Regions from separate parts of the Homo sapiens genome. Here region 1 is linked to region 2. Evidence: read pairs that join two places in POLR2A ChIA-PET (ENCODE). Cell type or tissue: B cell. All regions are shown on one strand. Each heading gives the region's core, and the rest is flanking DNA. Links, peaks and the distances in the headings are about the cores only. Region 1 overlaps ZNF566 (zinc finger protein 566). Region 2 overlaps ZFP82 (ZFP82 zinc finger protein).

What was found. Peaks named below come from ENCODE experiments on the same cell type or tissue, not always from the same donor. Only the 100,000 strongest peaks of a DNase experiment are listed, where the experiment ranks them.
Region 1: POLR2A ChIA-PET joins it to region 2 with 6 read pairs; 12 of 35 experiments call an interaction of 5 or more read pairs at or near these places.

What each region holds. Positions count from the first base shown.
Region 1 is chr19:36,482,458-36,485,404 of GRCh38, reverse strand. All of the region lies in intron 1 of ZNF566 (zinc finger protein 566), which reads left to right. Among named protein-coding and RNA genes, the nearest start is that of ZNF566, 5.6 kb to the left of the region's middle. In B cell, for the core only: no CTCF peak of the experiment used is centred there; a DNase peak (open chromatin) is centred at 1,554.
Region 2 is chr19:36,400,185-36,403,086 of GRCh38, reverse strand. The region is part of intron 4 of ZFP82 (ZFP82 zinc finger protein); the gene reads left to right. Among named protein-coding and RNA genes, the nearest start is that of ZFP82, 17 kb to the left of the region's middle. In B cell, for the core only: no CTCF peak of the experiment used is centred there; a DNase peak (open chromatin) is centred at 1,416; H3K4me3 peaks cover 1,276 bases; H3K27ac peaks cover 1,928 bases.

The DNA.
Region 1 (2,947 bases), core at 264-2,763, 82 kb before region 2:
CAGTGGCATGACCATGGCTCATTGCAGCCTCAACCTCCAGGGCTCAAGCAATTCTTCCACCTCAGCCCCTGAGTAGCTGGGACTACAGGTGCACACCACCACTCCTGGCTATTTTCTTTTTTTTTTTTTTTTTGTAGAGATAGCATCTTGCTATATTGCCCAGGCTGGTCTTGAACTCCTGCTTTCAAGCCATCCTCCTGTTTTGGCCTCCCAAAATGCTGGGATTGCCACACCCAGCCTGCAGAATATCTTTCAATTTGCGTTTGCCTGATGTTTCCTTATGGTTAGATTTAGACTGGGCAGTTTTGGCAAGAAGATCACAGAAATGATGTTGAACTCTTCTCAATGTGTCATATCAGGAGATATATATATTAGTATATCTCATTATTAGCAATGTTAACTTTGAGAACTTGGTAACAGTGTTGTTTGCCAGATTTCTCCTCTGTAAAATCACTGTTTTTCCCATTTTATTGAATAAGTATCTTGTGGGGAAATAATTTGAAACTATGTAAAAATGGCTGGGCGCGGTGGCTCATGCCTGTAATCCCAACACTTTGGGAGGCCGAGGTGGGCGGATCACAAGGTCAGGAGATCAAGACCATCCTGGCTAACACGGTGAAACCCCATCTCTACTAAAAATACAAAAAATTAGCTGGGCATGGTGGTGGGCACCTGTAGTCCCAGCTATTCGGGAGGCTCTGGCAGGAGAATGGCGTTAACCCGGGAGGTGGAGTTTGCAGTGAGCTGAGATCGCGCCACTGCACCCCAGCCTGGGTGACAGAGCGAGACTCCATCTCAAAAAAAAAAAAAAAAAAAAGAAACTATGCCAAAATCCTATTTCTCATCATGTTTTCTCACGCATTAGTTTTAACATTCATTGATAATTTTTACCTGTAACAATTATTACTGTGATGTTTGCCTAGCGGTGATTTTCTCCTTCTATCATTTCTTACACTTTGATAATTTAAATTCTACTATAAGGAAGAGCTGTCTCTTCTTGCTCCTGTTAAAAGTGAACTAAATGTGGCCTGAGAAGGACTTTGTACTTCTATATTTGAGTCCTTATGGACGAACTGTAACCTAACAGGTAGACAGAATTGGAAACCTAACTTGTGTGCCTGTAACAGTGTATGTGCCTGTAACAAGCTGAGTCTTGGCTAATCCCAGCAGCAATACTTCAACCACTCATACACTGCTGAGTGTTCAAACTGTGTTAAGTAAGGCAAACACTGTCTGGGCACAGAGGCTGGCGCCTGTAATCTCAGCACATTGGGAAGCCGAGGCAGGCGGATCACCTGAGGTCAGGAGTTGGAGACCAGCCTGACCAACATGGTGAAACCCCATTTCTACTAAAAATACAAAAAATTAGCCAGGTGTGGTGGAGTGCACCTGTAATCCCAGCTACTCAGGAGGCTGACACAGGAGAATTGCAGTGAGCTGAGATCGTGCCATTGCACTCTAGCTTAGGCAACAAGAGCAAAACTCCGTCTCAAAAAAAAAAGGCAAACAAGAACTTGTAACCAGTTGAGCTGTTTCTCCACCTCACTTCTGATTTTTGTATGTCACTTCCCTTTTTTTTGTCTATAAATTTGTTCTGACCACGAGGCATCCCTGGAGTGTCTCTGAATCTGCCGTGATTCTGGGGGCTGCCTGATTTGCGAATCGTTCATTGTTCAATGAAACTCCTTTACATTTAATTCAGCTGAAGTTTTTCTTTTGTCCCCATTTGTTTATTCAATTATTTACCTATGGACTCATGGATATTTATTTTATTCTATTCTCTATTATTATTATTTATTTATTTTGCTGTTCAAATTTTCCCATATTTGGCCATCAGAAGCTCCTTAAGTTGGCTCTTGTGTCTTTTCAACGTGTGATCATTTTTTAAAGCTTCCCCCCAACCCCGCTTTCTGGGACATAAGATGTTCCAGGTTCATCTTGTATTTTCCCTCTTCCATCTCTGGGCTCAGCAATTTCTCCAAGCAGCATTAATTTCTTTTATTGGAGAATGAATTTATAAACCAAGATCTGGGCACTTGGTGTGCTTATTGCTACTGGTGTGTCTTTGCTCTGGTTCTGGTCAGTGGAGAGAGTGAGAAAATACACAAATGTCTACATGCACATTTATGTCTATTTATTTGTTTATATGTTAAAAACACACCAGTTTACACTCATATGTTTAATTCTATTCCAGTACCACAGGGTATTTTCTTTTCCCAAGAACTATGAACTATCTGAGATTTTACCCTAGTTGTAAGCTAGTAAGTTGGCTTGTCAGTTTCACAGATACGTTCAGAAAACATGAGACTTCTGAGTCTGAGACAAAGGATGCTTTGTTGCTCATGGCAATCTTCAGAATATCTACATTCTCATGGTACTGATTCAGTCATACACCCAGGATTATGCAAAATACACAGGTATCTGTGTGTTCCCTTGACCTTAGGAAACCTGAATTTTTTATAATGGATAGTTAGAATGCCTACCCTTTGCTGTAGAAGGAGACCGACTCTGTCTTCCAAGGCTGTTCACTGTATAAACAACTTGGTAAAATAGTGCAGAACAAAAACACTTAGTACCTCTTCTTGCAAGATACGCAGAAACATGCAAGACCCATGGAGAATTGTCTCCCATCAAATTTGGCCATTTCCTTGTTACTTCATTTTCCAACAGAGAGAAACCTGCTTCTCAGAATCAATAATTAGCTCTATCCTAGAATACATGCAAATTAGTTCAGAGTTGCCAACCTGGACCTGTGTAAAAAGTATTTAGTAACTACAGTAGAGAATCTCTGTGTAGCTCTTTTTCTTTAAGCTTATAGTATATAGTAAACAAACATCTTCCAAAGTTACTCAATTTAGTTCTTTTCTTTGCCACTCTTTTCAGTATGTTTTTTTTTTTTCTTACATTTTTCTTACATTTAAGGATCATTTGTTGCATTTTGGGTTCC
Region 2 (2,902 bases), core at 132-2,631:
ACTGCAAGCTCCGCCTCCCAGGTTCATGCCATTCTCCTGCCTCAGCCTCCCGAGAAGCTGGAACTACAGGCGCCCGCCACCACGCCCGGCTAATTTTTTTGTATTTTTTTTTGGTAGAGTTGGGGTTTCACCGTGTTAGCCAGGATGGTCTCAATCTCCTGATCTCGTGATCTGCCCGCCTCAGCCTCCCAAAGTGCTGGGATTACAGGCGTGAGCCACCGCGCCTGGCCATGCCTGGCTAATTTTTATATTTTTAGTAGAGATGGGGTTTAACCATGCTGCTGAGGCTGGTCTTGAACTCCTGACCTCATGATCCGCCCATCTCGGCCTCCCAGAGTACTGGAATTACAGGCGTGAGCCACCGCACCCGGCCACAAAAGGTCTTTAAAAATGTTTTTATTCAGAGACATATGTTGTAATTTTGTATTTTGTTCTCTGTATATTCAGGTCTGGCTAAGGACACTTATTTTAGGGTACTAGTTCTTATTTTATAACCATAGGACCATTTCAGTGCCTACACTGTTTGTAATGTTCTATCTTCTGACTTAACCTTCTACCAAAAGAAAGAAAAACATGCTTTTTCCCTCTTATCCCTAATCTTTTTTTTTTTTTTTTTTTGAGATGGAGTCTCGCTCTTCTGTCCAGGCTGGAGTGCAGTGGCGTGATCTCAGCTCACTTCAAGCTCCGCTTCCTGGGTTCACGCCGTTCTCTTGCCTCAGGCTCCCAAGTAGCTGGGACTACAGGCGCCCGCCACCATGCCTGGCTAATTTTTTTGTATTTTTAGTAGAGATGGGGTTTTACCGTGTTAGCCAGGATGGTCTTGATCTCCTGACCTTGTGATCCGCCCACCTTGGCTTCCCAAAGTGCTGGGATTACAGGCGTGAGCCACTGTGCCCGGCCTCCTAATCTATTTTAAAATTCACATTCAGGTAATTAAATGACATTTGCAATTATTAACACTCAAAATGTATTGCAGAGGTTCCAAGTGAATAAGATAATATCCATTTAGTCAGGAAGCATTTAGCCAAAATAGTAACTGTTGGCTCAGAGTTAGACATCTTAAACAAGACCATGTATTTTTTTTCTTTCTTTTCTATTCTTCCTTTAAGAAAGTTTGATTAAAGTATAAATAACATGCCTTCAGAAAAGTGGACAGATGACTTTCTTGAGGTGATATTTGAGAAGAGACATGAAGTAAGGGCTCAAGACATGTCATTTTCTGGGAAAAGAGCATTATGAGCTGATAGAAAAGGTCTGAGTGCGGCATTAGCCTTGCTAGTCTGAGGAATAACAAAGACGGCCATTATGGTCAGACCAGGGAAAGGGAAAGTAAGAAGCTGAGATCAGAGTTAGGCAAGGACCCGGTAATGTAACCACTAAGAGAAATTGAAAGCCACGGGCTGCTTGTATTCTAAAATTATTTCTCCGGTTGAGTGCAAAAGCAGGAAGCACCGATACTGAGGCAGTTTCAGTTGTTGAGTTAGACAGGGTGGTGGTTTGGATAAGAATGGCATTGTTAGGAAGTAGTAAGAAGCTGTTAGGCTCATGATGTGTATGAAGGCGCTGTCAAAAGAACATGCTGATAGGATTATAAGTGAACTAAGTGGGAAGGAGTGATATAAAAGGAGAAGAAATGAGTGTTGGCTTAAACAACTGGGTGAATAGAAGCAGAATTTACTGAAGTGAGGAAAATAGGAAGAGCAAGTTGGAAAGTTGGCACTAAGAGTTTCAGTTTAAGATATTTTAAGTTTGTGATGATTATTATCTGTCCAGTTTGAGATGTTGCGTAGGCAGTTGAATACGTACACCTGGAACTTGGAGCGATTACAGCCTGGTTTATGTTTGGCTGTCTGTATGATTGGAATTTACATTCATGGATCTGGATGTGACCAACTAGGGAAGGCAGGCAGGCCCGAGAACTGACTCATGGGTCACTCCACCCTGTAGACCTTTGAAAGAGGGAAAGAGGGACAACAAAAGAGATAAAGAAGGAGCAGCCACTAAAAAAATTAAAAAAAAAAAAAAAGAAGGGGCAGCCATTGAGATAAAATAAAAATAAAGGAAATGTTTCACCATGGACGGAGTAGAGAATGAGGACTGAGAATTGACCCCAGGTTCCAGCAAGATGGAGAATCCTGGTAAGCTTGTCAAGAAAGATTTTCAATGGAGTCAGGATGAAAGCCCAAGTGGAGTGACTTGATGAGAGAAGGGTTTGTGAGGCAGTAACAAGAATGAGTATAAGACAACTCTGGAGGAATTATGTATGAAGGGAAGCTGGGAAATAGGGTTGTCAGTTACACTGGGGATATGGGTTAAAAAGCAGTGTATTTTATGACATTAGGGCATGTTTGTGTGCTCATAGGAATGATTCTATCGGTGGAGGAAATCAGTGCAGTAGAGAAAGGCATAATTGTCCTTGAGACTGGAGTAAGAAAGGATCCAGTGAGTAAGGGGGAATAAAAGGGAAAAACAGTGTAGTTATGTGTGCAGGTAGGTTGCTCAGGATGGTGGAGAGAAGATAGCATATTCTTCTGTTGCTGTTTTCTCAGTGAAAAAGAAGATCAATAGAATGTGAGAGCATCAATGGAATATTATTAGCATTCAGTATGGGCTTATTCAGGATATGATTAAAATTGATTCTCCGAAGTACAGTTCCTTAGATGTCGGGTTTTACTATTTTCAGATCTTTGTACATTATCCCTGTGTTGAAATGCAAATAGGACTTCCCTGGAACCAAATCTTCTATATCCCAGAACTTCTTGTATCAACAAAGTAAGATGGTTGATACAGTGCCCAAATAGAGTAAGTCTAAGTGATTTATATGACATTTTCTGTTTAATTAAAGGTGGTTCTCTGCAAAGAGGAATCACATTTATGATTTTTTGTATTTATATATTTTTAC